Linked DNA regions of Homo sapiens: region 1 is linked to region 2. A link is a contact called in ENCODE Hi-C data. All regions are on one chromosome and are shown on one strand. Each heading gives the region's core, a stretch centred on a gene start or an enhancer-like site at or near the end of the contact. The rest is flanking DNA. Distances are from core to core; before and after follow the strand shown.

Region 1 (7,463 bases), core at 1,422-3,921, 620 kb before region 2:
TTCTGATATTGATTCAATTATCTCCATCTCAGTGGGGCCTTCCTGGCCACCACTGTAAAGTCAACACTCCCCTCCTACCCTCCCCACCATATAGAGTCTTTTATCTACTTTCACCTTTTATTTTTTTCTTTATGCTTAACACCATCTAACAATTATACATTTTATTATACAGTGTGGCATACTGCCCCTAGCTCATGAGGCTCATGTCTTCCTCAGTGCTATATCCTCAGTTCTGCATTAGAACAGTGCCTAACAGATAATAGGTGCTCAATAAATATTTGTTGGATAAATGCATGTCACTGAAGATCAGAGAAAATTTTGTACAAACCAGCACTGGACATTGGAAGTCATTAACCTAACTAACTCTTACATACATTTAAATTTTAGCTTAAACCACACTTTGTCAAGGAATAATAAGAACACTGCAGTGTGTTTACCTTATACCACACTGTGCTAAATGCTTTGTATGCATTATCTCATATCATACTGACAGCTTTTTGAGGTATGTATTGTTATTTTATCCATTTTGCAGAAAAGGAACTAAAGCTGTGGAAACGTTGAGTAAGTTACCCAATCAGAAAACGAAAGCTCAGATGTGTCTGACTATATCACCATGCCAGACCTTGACCATGCTGGTCCAGGCTGGACCTGGGTTGTATTTTTCATTGCTCTTGTAATTACTTTTTTATTTATTAATTTAATTTAATTAATTTATTTATTTTTAAGACAGAGTTTTGCTCTTGTTGCCCAAGCTGGAATGCAATGGCATGATCTCGGCTCACTGCAACCTCTGCCTCCCAGGTTCAAGCAGTTCTCCTGCCTCAGCCTCATGAGTAGCTGGGATTACAAGTACACGCCACCACGCTCAACTAATTTTTTGTATTTTTGGTAGAAATGGGGTTTCACCATGTTAGCCAGGCTGGTCTTGAACTCCTGACCTCAGGTCATCTGCCCGCCTCGGCCTCCAAAAGTGCTGGGATTACAAGTGTGAGCCACCGCATCCAGCCTGCACTTGTAATTACTTAATGTCCATTTTCCCTACTAGACTGAGGTCATGGAACCTTATTTTCTGTTTGTCACCCTATCCCTAATGTCTAAGCAGCAGACAGTCATTATTTGTTGATTGCTGTCTTCATCAGCCACTCACTGGGTTAACCCTCATTTAACTTCACATCCTTTGAATTATTGTTTACAGCATTGCATGTCAACTAGTGTGTAATGGATAATGTTTCAGGCCATCAGGTATCTTCTAGAAACCCCTTTGTTCATCTACCAAAGGTCAAATAAAAGGTTGGATTCTAGGTCCTCTTCTCCTCCCTAAGCCACACCTACACTTGTCCTAGGTAAAAAATTACACTGAAAGTTTTTTTCCCTTTTATTGTTTTTACTAAAAGATGCTTTCCCGCCACTCCTTCAGTATCACAGGTCAAACGTGGTAAAAAATGTTTTTTAAAAAAATTTGAGACAGGGTCTCACTCTGTCACCCAGGCTGGAGTGCAGTGGGGCGTTTACAGCTCACTGCAGTCTCCACCTCCCAGGCTCAAGCAACCCCCCACCTCAGCCTCCCGGAAAAGATGCTTTTTAAAATTACTCTTGGCAATAACTATGGCAATGTAGCATTGGTTTCTGTTGAGTATAATCTTTTTGTTTGTTTTTTGAGACGGAGTCTAGCTCTGTCGCCCAGGCTGAAGTGCAGTGGCGCCATCTTGGCTCACTGCAACCTCCGCCCCGCGGGGTTCCCGCCATTCTCCTGCCTCAGCCTCCCCAATAGCTGGGACTACAGACGCCCGCCACCACGCCCGGCTAATTTTTTTTTGGTATTTTTAGTAGAGACGGGGTTTCAGTGTGTTAGGATGGTCTCGATCTCCTGACCTCGCGATCCGCCTGCCTTGGACTCCCAAAGTGCTGGGATTACAGGCGTGAGCCAACGGCGAGTATAATCTTTCAAACCACTTTTCTCATTAACAGTAAGTAGGACTTTCTCTTAATAGGTACAAGCTTCTTACTCTTTTAATATATAGCTAAAACGATTGTTTTTTCCCTATTTTTAAAATAGAGGGATCAATGAAATCAGGTTCAGGAAAAAATTATGAGTTATCCTTAGGGCAAAAATGGGGATCAATTTACAAATGGGGCAGTAACTGGGACTATTATAACCTCTAGGTCTGTTTATCATGTGATCATACAACATATTAATTCATGCCCTCCCATCTGCAAAATGGCAATACTAATTTTTTTTTCCTCCCTGCTTTGCAGAGATGAGGTAAAGGGTGGTTGCCAGCAAAATGCAGACACATCCACAAATTAAAGGTACCAGAAAGTAAAACATAGTAAACACTGTTACCTTATTTATATCCCAGAGAACCAGCTTGCTTTTAAGTTTAGCAAATTCATAGGCAGTCAGTCTCCCAATTCCATGCCCAGCTCCTGTAATCAGCACGATTTCGCCGGTGACTGATTTTCTCCTCTTAGGAATAAAAAGCTTCACGAAGGACTCTAGGGAGCAGACGATCAGTAACGGGAGAAGCAGGAGGATGTCCAGAAGAAATTTCATCCCTTTTGTGGCTGCGAGCGTTTGGTGTGTTTTTTTTTTTTTTTACCACTCTAAACTGCTTTTAGAGGGTAGCTCGATCTAACACCAGAAAGAGTAGGGGCGAGAGCAAGGAGGAACTCCCGTATCAAAGAAAAACAACTCCGAAACCGTTCCTTCCGCTGGGCTGGGCTTTGTTGGTCTTTCGCAATTGGCTCGGGCTGCAGTGCTTGCTAGCTCAGAGATCTGGGAGGGACGAAGTCCAGACCGGAGCAAAGCTTCCTAGTTCTGCTTTGCGCAGCCCCCACGCGGTGTGTGGCCGCGATTGTCTTTTACACCACTTTCTCCCGGTGTCGTGAGCCGGCCTTGGAGGGTTAGTTGCTCACTTGTTTTCCTAAATTGGATAAGTTCCAAGGATAACCGACAGTGTCCACAGGCCAGATGCTTCTTTCATAGTTGAAGGTTGCTTATCACTAGATAGGGGGTGCCGCTGGGCGCGGCGGCTCTCGCCTGTGATCCTGGCACTTTGAGAAGCCCTGGCGGGAGGATCGCTTGACCCCAGGAGTTCGAGATCAGCCTGAACAACATAGGGAGACCCCCGGTCTCTTTTTTTTTTTTTTTAATTAGCCAGGCGTAGTGGCGTGTGCCTGTAGTTCCAGCTACTCGAGAGACTGAGGCACGGGAATTGCTTGAGTCCAGGAGGTGGAGGCTACAGTGAGTGAAGATCGCGCCACTGCACTCCAGCCTGGACGAAAAGGCCAGACTTTGTCCTAAAAAACAAAAACTAGATAGAGGATGCAAATGTAGATTCCTATCTTAAAGGATCCTGAAAAGACCAATCGTTCTGCTTCCAGCTGAGAAATTGCGCTACATCACATTTTAGTTTGAACTAAGCACGATTTCTGGAAGACAGGGGAAATTTTGTCTGTTCAAGGACAGCTTCAATCAAGCGCCAGAAAAAATTGTTATCGTATTAAAGGGATTGTTTCCACAAGAAAGAAGAGTATATTTGAATAATCATTTTTCACTTGACCTATTAGAGTTTGAAAATAAAAAATATATGTTGTACTTTAGGAATTTTATCTTTATTCAAGTGAATAAATAGCAAATCATTTAGCCTAAAGATTACCTATGTAACATTTGGTTTTGTAGCCTATATAAATGGGTATTCAGTATATGCTAACTAGTGACTTGAAAAAATTCTAGAGATTGGTTACTGGAAGAAAAGACCTAACTAGGGCTTGTGTCCAGTAAGAGCTTAATAATGGTATTGCATGCATTTTTTTCCAACTCATTTTTGACAGACATTGGATTTGGGTTTTGCGCAAGACACTCCAGTGCTTGGGAAGGGACTTTGTTGTGTGACAATAGTCAACTTTCATATTTAAGAGCCAGAAAGATCACACAAAAAAATCAAAGTTCACAAATAGTTCAAACTCGATTGTCCCTCTTACTTAAGCAGCCATACGTTGTTATAGGGGATGAAGGGATAGTGGCAGCCTCACAAAAGTGAACCCCATTATAGAATTCTTTGAATTCAGAATATCTACAACTTTTTTTTGGATAGCCTCCAAATCCAAATTTACAAAACACTTGTATAGAAAGTTTACAAAGTGTTCTTCCACATATATTATTTCATTTGATTTTCAAAAGCCTCCTAGGAAATAGAGAAAAGTAGAGTCAGGATATATTTATACCTATACTGTAAATGAATAAATCTGTTAGATCAACTTTAAAATCTACACAGTGAGTAAAAGTGTAACTGGGGCTACACATATGTTCAGTGTTTGTCAATTTTTTGGTCCAACACCTACAGGAATAAATTACATCTGACATGGTGATCTACTATAAGAAGTGTTTCAACTATGTTGAGTTTCATATATTGAGGCTCTAGCTATGCTATTTTTTTTTTTTTTAAAGGAGTCTCCCTCTGTCTCCAGGCTGGAGTGCAGTGGCGAAATCTTGGCTCACAGCAACCTCAACCTCCACCTCCCAGGTTCAAGCGATTCTCCTGCCTCAGCCTCCCAAGTAGCTGGGACTACAGGCACGCACCACCACACCCAGCTAATTTTTGTATTTTTAGTAGACAGGGTTTCCCCATGTTGGCTAGGATGGTCTCAATCTCGATCTCCTGTTCCACCCACCTTGGTCTTCCCAAGTGCTGGGATTACAGGCGTGAGCCATGGCACACGGTCTGGCTATGCTATTTCTTATTCCATTCTATTAATTAAAAAAAACTGGGTAGTTTTAACCTACAGTTGATCAAGGTTTCATTGGTTAAGGGAAAGAACACAGCATTTGGACGCAGTCGTACCTGAATCCCTTATGTGTATGTGACTTCATCTCTCTAAACATGTTTCTAAATTTGTAAAATTGAAATAATACTTACCCTACAGGATTCTTGTGACGTTCAAACGAGTTAATAGAAAGCACATTGCTTTATCAACTATTCAACTTTATGTAAATTATAATTAACACCAATAGAATGTGAGTGATGTGAATGGTCTTGTGAATGATGGTTGTAACATGATTTTGTGAACAGCAAACTAGATGTTTACAATTAAAATCATTCACAGTTAGAACACAGATTAGCTTCTATCTGACCACTATGTGATTTTATGTATTTGTGGTTTTAAAAAACATCTTTCATTGGTAGGGTTTAAAATATTTTGTACTTGGGACATCTGTTTTTTAAAAAATTTTTTATCTATTTATTTTGAGACCGGATTATGAGACTAGCTAATTTTTGTATTTTTGATAGAGGCAGGGTGTCCCTACCCTGGTAGAGGCTGGTCTTGAACTCCTGGGCTCAACCAATTCACCGGCCTTGGCCTCCCAAAGTGCTAGGATTACAAGTGCGAGCCACTGCACCCAGCCTATGTGGGGCATCTTAATTACATGCTGCCTTCCCAGAAGTTGAAATAGTATTTAAAAAAAAAAAAAAAAGATAAGGATAAGGGGGTATTTTTCTTTAATTTTTTTTTTTAAACCCTAACTTGAACCAGAAGAATAGGGGTCTTTCATCAGTGTCTTGAACACTTACTTACTATGGCCAGGCATATGCTTCTTCTGGAGCTTCCTCACCTCTCTCAGCCCTCACCTAACACATTTCATTTTATCTTCTCAATAACCTTAAGCAGTAGGTTCAATAGAAATCTCTATTATATGAATGAAGAAATAAAGAATTAAGAGAAACTAAGCAAACCACTTGAGATCATAGTATAAATGTAGAGTTGAATTTAAACCTAGGCTGTCGTCACCGGCTTTTTTTTTTTTAAACTGGGAGTCCCAGCCAGAGCAATTAGCTGCCTTCTTCCCTAACGCAAAAAAGAAAAGTGAATCCAGTTCTGAACCATTAGATAAATTCGAAAAGATCAAAACTCCTGATTTTGAATCACAACATTAATAACACTTCCCTTTCATACAATTAGGTAAATATCTAATTAGCAGGGAATAGATTGCAGCTGCTAAAAGAATGCGTTCGAATTCCTACCAAGCTTTTAATGAGCCGTGTGATATTTGGTTAATTACTTAACCTCTCCTGAGTTCTCAGTTACCTCATCTGTAAAATGGATGTAATAGCAGCTTGGTTGCCGTGAAGAGTAAATGACATATATACAAAGCACAGAGTCATTCATAAGAGTAAAAAGCACAAGAGTAAATGAGATATATATAAAAGCACATCTTGCATACAAACATACTTAGTGAATGACAGCCATTACTATATGTTAATCAGTTATAGTAAGACGCCTGTATTTGCAAGGCTGTCTCTGTAGTATCCCAGCAGATTAGGAATGAAAGACCACTGTAACACTTAGCAATTACACAGGCCAGTGAAGAATGCTCACTTTCACTATAAAAAATACTGAGGAAAAATATACAGAAATGATTGCCAGACCTACCAACAGAGGTATTTCCCATAGTTTTCTTGTCATCCTGAGATAGAAGACTTCACAATTTGACTCCGAAGTCTGAATTTTAGAGCTGGAGAAATTTAGACATTAGCTTGTGTGCAATGACACTTTTTTTTTTCTATAATGAATCTATGAATTCAAAGTAGTACTGTGTCCGGAATTGGTGGGTTCTTGGTCTCACTGACTTCAAGAATGAAGCAGCGAACCCTCGCGGTGAGTGTTACAGCTCTTAAGGTGGCGCGTCTGGAGTCTGTCCCTTTTGATGTTCAGATGTGTTCGGAGTTTTTTCCTTCTCGTGGGTTCGTGGTCTCGCTGGCTCAGGAGTGAAGCTGCAGACCTTCGCGGTGAGTGTTACAGCTCTTAAGGCAGCGCGTCTGGAGTTTTTTGTTCCTCCCGGTGGGCTCGCGGTCTCGCTGGGTTCAGGAGTGAAGCTGCAGATCTTCGCGGTGAGTGTTACAGCTCATAAAAGCACCGCGGACCCAAAGAGCGAAAGAACAAAGCTTCCACAGTATGGAAGGGGACCCGAGTGGGTTGCCAATGCTGGTTCGGGCAGCCTGCTTTTATTCTCTTATCTGGCCCCACCCACATCCTGCTGATTGGTAGAGCCGAGTGGCCTGTTTTGTCAGGGTGCTGATTGGTGCATTTACAATCCCTGCGCTAGATACAAAGGTTCTCCACGTCCCCATCAGATTAGTTAGATACAGAGTTTGGACACACAGGTTCTCCAAGGCCCCACCAGAGCAGCTAGATACAGAGTGTTGATTGGTGCATTCACAAACCTTGAGCTAAACACAGGGTGCTGATTGGTGTGTTTACAAACCTTGAGCTAGATACAGAGTGCCGATTGGTGTATTTACAATCCCTGAGCTAGACATAAAGACTCTCCACGTCCCCACCAGACTCAGGAGCCCAGCTGGCTTCACCTAGTGGATCCCGCACAGGGGCTGCAGGTGGAGCTGCCTGCCAGTCCTGTGCCGTGCGCTTGCATTCCTCAGCCCTTGGGCGGTCGACGGGACTGG
Region 2 (6,531 bases), core at 3,226-5,725:
ACTGAACTGTTTAAGGTTGCCTTTTAAAATGGCTCCTTCCAGCGTCCACGGTGGCACTAAGACTGAGGTGAGATTTGTGCAGCGTGTCCAGGAAGATCTAGCACACTGATGAAAAAAAAAACAAACAGCAGCCAGGCCATGTTATCTATCCCACTCGGTATTTCCAGATGCTACAGATGATGGAAATTTGTAATGTGACAACAGGATTGTGGAAATGAGATGAAAAAAACTTTGTGCACGTCACTTATTTAATAATGGAAAATTTCTTATTAGAAGTAAGGTCTTCAGATGGGTATTAAAGGAAGGAATTCCGTGGGTAGGGAGAGAAATTTACAGCCTCAGGGCCTGCTTGAGCAAAAGCTGGGCACTCTAAAGGGGAGAAACAAATTAACATAAAAGCACAAAAGGGAACCTTAGTAAGCCAGAAGGAATGAATAAGTATTTGAACAGGAAATATATTAGATGGCTGGTGTTGGGTTTATGAAAATTAAGATTGAAATTAATATTGAAACTCCAAAATGTAAGATTTAGGGTGCAATGGACCAAATGCTATTTAAGTGGTATTACACAAAAATTGCTGCGAATTTTTAATGATTACATTTCTTGCAATAATTTGTAAAGAAAATTTTGGGTAAGCACACATATAACTCTGAATTATGTATGTGCAGACACATTTCCAATCAATTTGAATTCTTTTAAGGGTGAGGATATAGTTTCAGGAAGATTTCAGATTTTGTTTTAAATAGGAACTGACACTCTAGAAAGAAAAAAAAAAGGCCTATTTATGTTATCATTAACTATAGAGAGTCTGTACTCCTTAACACACATCTGAGGCTTCCTATGATCTGGCCCTACCTACCTTCCCTACCCATGCCAGCCTGGGCAATCTCTCTTCTAAATCCCCTCAAACCCTGTAAAATATAAGCTCACCTCTATGAGAGCTAGGCTTTTCCCCTATTTAATGAATTGCCGTCTCTCCTAGTATTGTGCCTGGCATATAGTAGGTGTTTAGTAAGTATTTGTTATAGAAGCCTCTAGGATTGGCATGGAGCCCTCCAGAAACTCACAGCCTAGCTGGAACAAAGACATCCACAAAAGCAATTATAATAGATGAAAATAGTTATCATAATTAAGATATAAGAGCTAAGACCACTTCTAACACTAACAAAGACATCCACAAAAGCAATTATCATAGATGAAAACAGTTATCATAATTAAGATATAAGAGCAAAGACTACTTCTAACACTATTAGCACGTACATGTCAGACGGTGTTCCACATGCTATGGTCTGGGTGTTTGTGTTCCCCCCCCATAATTCATACATTGAAATCCTAACCTTCAAAGTGATGGTATAAGGAGCTGGGGCCTCTGAGAGGTGATTACATCATGGGGCTGGAGCCCTCACAAATGGGATTAGTGCCCTTAGAGAAGCAGCTCAAGGGAGCTCTTTTGCCCCTTCTACCATAAGACACAGCTAGGAGGTGCAGTCTATGAACCAGAAAGTAGACCCTCACCAGACCACAAATCTGCTGGCAGCATGATCTTGGACCGTCCAGCTTCCAGAACTGTAAGAAATAAAGGTTCATCGTTTATAAGCCACCCACTACATGATATTTTTTATAGCAGCCCGAATGGACTAAAACACATGTATTAATTCACCTAATCCTCACAACAACCCTATGAGGTAGGCATTATCATTATCCTCATCTTTGGTGGTACAAGGAGATAAAGTGACTTTCCCAAGGTCACACAGCTAGGAAGTAGTGAGTAAATCAGAATCCAGGCAGTCTGGCTCCAGGGTCCTTACAACGAATTAGTGACTGCAGGCACAAGCATAGAGTAACCTGACTCAAAGACCACTGAATTTTCTTCTAAGTCTGGGATTCCAGATGATTGTCTCACTAGTGCTAACAGTGAAGTATAGAAATGTGGGGGAAATATTTATGAAACCTCTTCCATTTGGAACACATTGGTGCTTCTCAAACTTTGGATGCCTGAGAATCCCCTGTGAAGATTCAGAATTTCAGGACTGGAATCCGGAAGATTTTGAGTCAATAAGGTTGGAATGTGGACCCAGTATCTATATTTTTAGCAAGAGCTGCAAGTGATGCTGGAGATCTTCTGATCACAATTTGAAAACATTGTACTAGGCCTATTCTCCAGAGGACCCTTTGGCTCAGATTCTGCATTCTCTTTCCAGGCCTGGCTCTCCTCTGTTGGAATGTGTCTGTAAGAATCCTTCGACTCTGCAGTGCTGCTGGTGCTATTCAGGACATCTTCAGCTTCAGAAGTTCCTTGGATGACAGGCACCATAACCCTTAACCCACTTGGTAATCTCTCATTTTTGGTCTGTCTCCTCTTGAGGGCCAAGGCTGTATCATACTCCTCTCTACATGCCCAGACCTTAATTCAGGGCACAGGAAATGTCTTCAGAATGAACTGATGAATAGCATGAGCTAGGGCTGTGCTCCAGACCCACCAGTCTTGCCTTTGAGAAGCTCACAGTTAAGAGAAGAACATGAATATCTAAATTAATAAACTGCAGGATCAGGTAATAGGTAGCCATAATTACCTAAATATTAGCAGCATGTTATATGTGCCTAGAGAACAAATGAATAATTCATTAAGGTGGATGGATGGCATGGGATGCCATGCTAGAGGAGTACATTAAGAGCTGTTAAAGCTAAATTGTGTCCCCCCAAAAATTTCTGTGTTGAAGTCCTAACCCCCATTACCTCAGAACATGACCATACTTGGAGACAGGGTCTTTACAGAAGTAATGAAGTGAAAACAAGGTCATGAGGGTAGGCCCTAATCCAATATGATGTATAAGAATAGACAATTAGGACACAGACGCATACAGAGGGAAGAGGGAAGACGGCGTGAGGACACAAAAGCGGGGCCATCTGCAAGCCAAGGAGAGAGGCCTCAGAAGAAACCAACTCTGCCAACACCTCGTGAGAAAATACAATTTTTCTTTTCTTTTTCCTTCCTTCCTTCTTTTTTTCTTTCTTCTCTCTCTCTCTTTCTTTCTTTATGAGACAGAGTCTCACTCTGTCACTTGGAGTGCAGTGGCCCGATCTTGGCTCACTACATCCTCTGCCTCCCGGGCTCAAGCGATCCTCCCACCTCAGCGTCCCTAATAGCTGGGACCAAAGGCACACACCGCAAAGCCTGGCTAATTTTTGTATTTTTTGTAGAGACAAGGTGAGCAAATAAATTTCTGTTAAGCCACCCAGTCTCTGGTACTTTGTTATGGCAGCCCTAACAAACAAATACAGGAGCAGATTATGAGAATTTACTAAACCAAACCACAGAAATTAAATTTTATCCTTTCAGCTGCCAGAAGCCCACAGAGGTGTCTAAGCATCAACGTGACAAATAAGCAGCTTTGGTTCTGCAATATAACCTGGAAATAGTGAGGACACCGACGTGGAGAATAGAGATGGGAGTTGACAGGGATCAATTGTTCTAATGCGGAATAATGCAAGACATAAGATCAAGCCAGCAGGAGTGAGAAACAGAGATCATATCAGGGTGATATCTGTGGGGCAAAAGTAACAAGAAGATAAGGTGTAGGCGGTGGAGGGTAAACCGCGAGGCTTCCATGAAGAAGAGTGGCCTGGGAAGTGAGGAGGACAGCGAAGCCCCAAACCTCACCTTGGGATACGGGAAGTGAAGCAGGTTCCAGAGAAGGGGACAAGATAATGACTTAGGGTAGGATAAATTTCAGACAATTGCAGAGCATCACATTAGATGTGTTCAGAAGAGTGGAAATAAAGTTCTGTGCCTAGGCCCTCATGCAGGATTCTGTTGCTAGAAGTCAGTGCTGGCCGCAGGGAGACCGGAGATCACAGTGGAGGCACCAGCGATCCGAGAGTCCTATGACGAATCCCTGGGATCCCCACAATGTGTGGAGACAGAAGCCAACCAAAGAGCGAGAAAGCATCTCCAAACCAGCAGAATCAGGGGCAGGAGGCCCGCCAAATGCACAGCAAGTCAGCCTTGGTAGTTTGCAAATGGAAAGATTTCTTTGACCCGCTGGAGACTTCAGCTCAGGCTGGATGTCGCTAATTCACACCATCTCACCAAAAGGTTCTTTCCCTGCCCTTTGGTGAATCGAGGCAGAAGTGGCTGGTGGATAACTGGGACCCAAGAGTTATCTCAGCGTCGGGCAGGCATCGACAGCTCCAGGAGCCCTTTCCCTGCAGGCGGGCTGGCGGGTGAGCGATTCCCTCCCTTCCCAGGCCTTCCCGGGAATGGAACGTGGGCGCCCGCGCCCGGGCTCCGGTTCCACTTGGAACGCGGACTCGGGAGCCGCCGGGCGAGCGCGCAGACCGCGGGGGCGGCTCCCTCGCACCTCCCCGCTCAGCGCGCCGCGGCGGATGGGCGAGGCGGGGCGAGGCCAGAGGGAGGCGGGCCAAAGGGGCGGGCGAGAGGACGCGGGACCGCGGGGAGGTCGGGGGCGGGGAGCAGGCGGCGGCGGGCGCCGGGAAGAAAGGAACATGGCTCCTGAGGCGCACAGCGCCGAGCGCGGCGCCGCGCACCCGCGCGCCGGACGCCAGTGACCGCGATGGTGAACTCCAGTCGCGTGCAGCCTCAGCAGCCCGGGGACGCCAAGCGGCCGCCCGCGCCCCGCGCGCCGGACCCGGGCCGGCTGATGGCTGGCTGCGCGGCCGTGGGCGCCAGCCTCGCCGCCCCGGGCGGCCTCTGCGAGCAGCGGGGCCTGGAGATCGAGATGCAGCGCATCCGGCAGGCGGCCGCGCGGGACCCCCCGGCCGGAGCCGCGGCCTCCCCTTCTCCTCCGCTCTCGTCGTGCTCCCGGCAGGCGTGGAGCCGCGATAACCCCGGCTTCGAGGCCGAGGAGGAGGAGGAGGAGGTGGAAGGGGAAGAAGGCGGAATGGTGGTGGAGATGGACGTAGAGTGGCGCCCGGGCAGCCGGAGGTCGGCCGCCTCCTCGGCCGTGAGCTCCGTGGGCGCGCGGAGCCGGGGGCTTGGGGGCTACCACGGCGCGGGCCACCCGAGCGGGAGGCGGCGCCGGCGAGAGGACCAGGGCCCGCCGTGCCCCAGCCCAGTCGGCGGCGGGGACCCGCTGCATCGCCACCTCCCCCTGGAAGGGCAGCCGCCCCGAGTGGCCTGGGCGGAGAGGCTGGTTCGCGGGCTGCGAGGTAAGAGCGCGCGACCCGCAGCGGCAGATGCACGAACCAGAACGGCCGGCGCCGGCCGGGGCCATCGCCCGCTGCGGCAGCTCCCCGGGCTCCATCTCGCATCCCCTCTGCGTTCCGCCTCCCTTGGAAGCGCATTCCCCACCTCCGCTAGTGCTGCCCTATTTCCGGTACCCAGCGCGGAATTCCACTGCTCTTTTGTTGGTGCATATTTATTGGATACCTCCTTCTTCAGGATATGTCACCATAGTCTTTTTTACTGAAAATTAGTGAAAGCCTAATTAGAGTGAAAGAGTACATCTGGGTTTTGTTTTTTTTTTTCTTGTAGAGGAAAAAATGAACATTACTTGTGTAACTGATGGTAGTTGCAACTGCATATTTGCCAATGTCACAAAATCTAAAGGAAAATGTTATAGTCACCCGTGGTTTCCTTCTTGCCTGGACACTCCATTGTCCCGGGCTGAAAAGGGTAGCAGTACAGTGCATATAATGTCAAGTTGTGGGAGGAGTGTGGCAGATTGTCATTGGTGCATTTTTTTGGTGATGTGTGTGGTTGTTTTGAGGAGTGGGAGCTGTTAAGAACACCACAAATAGAATAAAATAATATCGTGAAGTTATTTGGCCGTTTCTAATTCTAGACATTTTTCTAAAAACAGTTGCAAAGGAAAGATTACATTGTTTTAAAAAAATTTGAAGTATGTTTTTAAATAACTAAATTAATGTTCTTTGAAATTCCACCAAAATGATGAAGTCACCAGATAGCAGCTGATAAATGTGTCTGAGCCCAGTGCGCCCAGCTCTACAAAAGGCAGAAGAGGAATTTTCAAATTTGCCAGTGCCCAGTAAGAGGACATGAATTTTCTAGTACCAGAGGAAATTCTCTTTTTACAAATTTTGTCAGAGGTATCCTTGGGAAAGTATTTCATTTGCTTTTACCCTCCAAATTATTTTAATCTATATTTTTAAGAGTTTCCATTCTCAGTTGAGTTTTTCTTGTTCTTCTCCTTCTGTCAGTTTTGAAAGTCTTGCACAAAAACAATCCAGGTGTTGTTACAGCAGTGTGATTAAAACCAGGTCAGGCCTACACTGAAATCCCAGTTCCACCACTCATTAGCTGTACGACCTTGAGCAAGTTACTTATCCTCTCTGATACCCAATTTTTGGATTTTTTTTTTTTTTAAAGAGATGATCATAACGCTTAGGACTTGACTCTTTGGGAGAATTAAGTGAGTTAAGACATAAAATGTGCAGCATGTATTTGTCATGTTATTAGCGCTTCAGAAATATAAATGTAAACATTTTGGTACTTCGTTTATGGAGATTCTTATACTAGTTAATTTTATTAAAAGCATGATGGGGAACAGA

What was found. A loop is a pair of places that touch in the nucleus more often than their neighbours do. Pooled maps may share reads with other maps.
Region 1: a map with no recorded cell type shows a loop between it and region 2 (10-fold over the local background). The contact joins the promoter of HSD17B11 here to the promoter of PKD2 in region 2. A Hi-C loop is called at or near these places in 2 of 37 single-sample maps with no recorded cell type and 12 of 50 pooled maps.

Annotation. Positions count from the first base shown.
Region 1 is chr4:87,388,517-87,395,979 of GRCh38, forward strand. HSD17B11 (hydroxysteroid 17-beta dehydrogenase 11) reads right to left here and starts at 2,672. Exons shown (of 7, transcript NM_016245.5): 1 at 2,345-2,672. The coding sequence starts at 2,554. RefSeq lists enhancers at 2,884-2,953, 2,967-3,539.
Region 2 is chr4:88,003,160-88,009,690 of GRCh38, forward strand. It overlaps PKD2 (polycystin 2, transient receptor potential cation channel), which reads left to right and starts at 4,476. Exons shown (of 15, transcript NM_000297.4): 1 at 4,476-5,169. The coding sequence starts at 4,575. RefSeq lists silencers at 4,239-5,168, 5,219-5,358.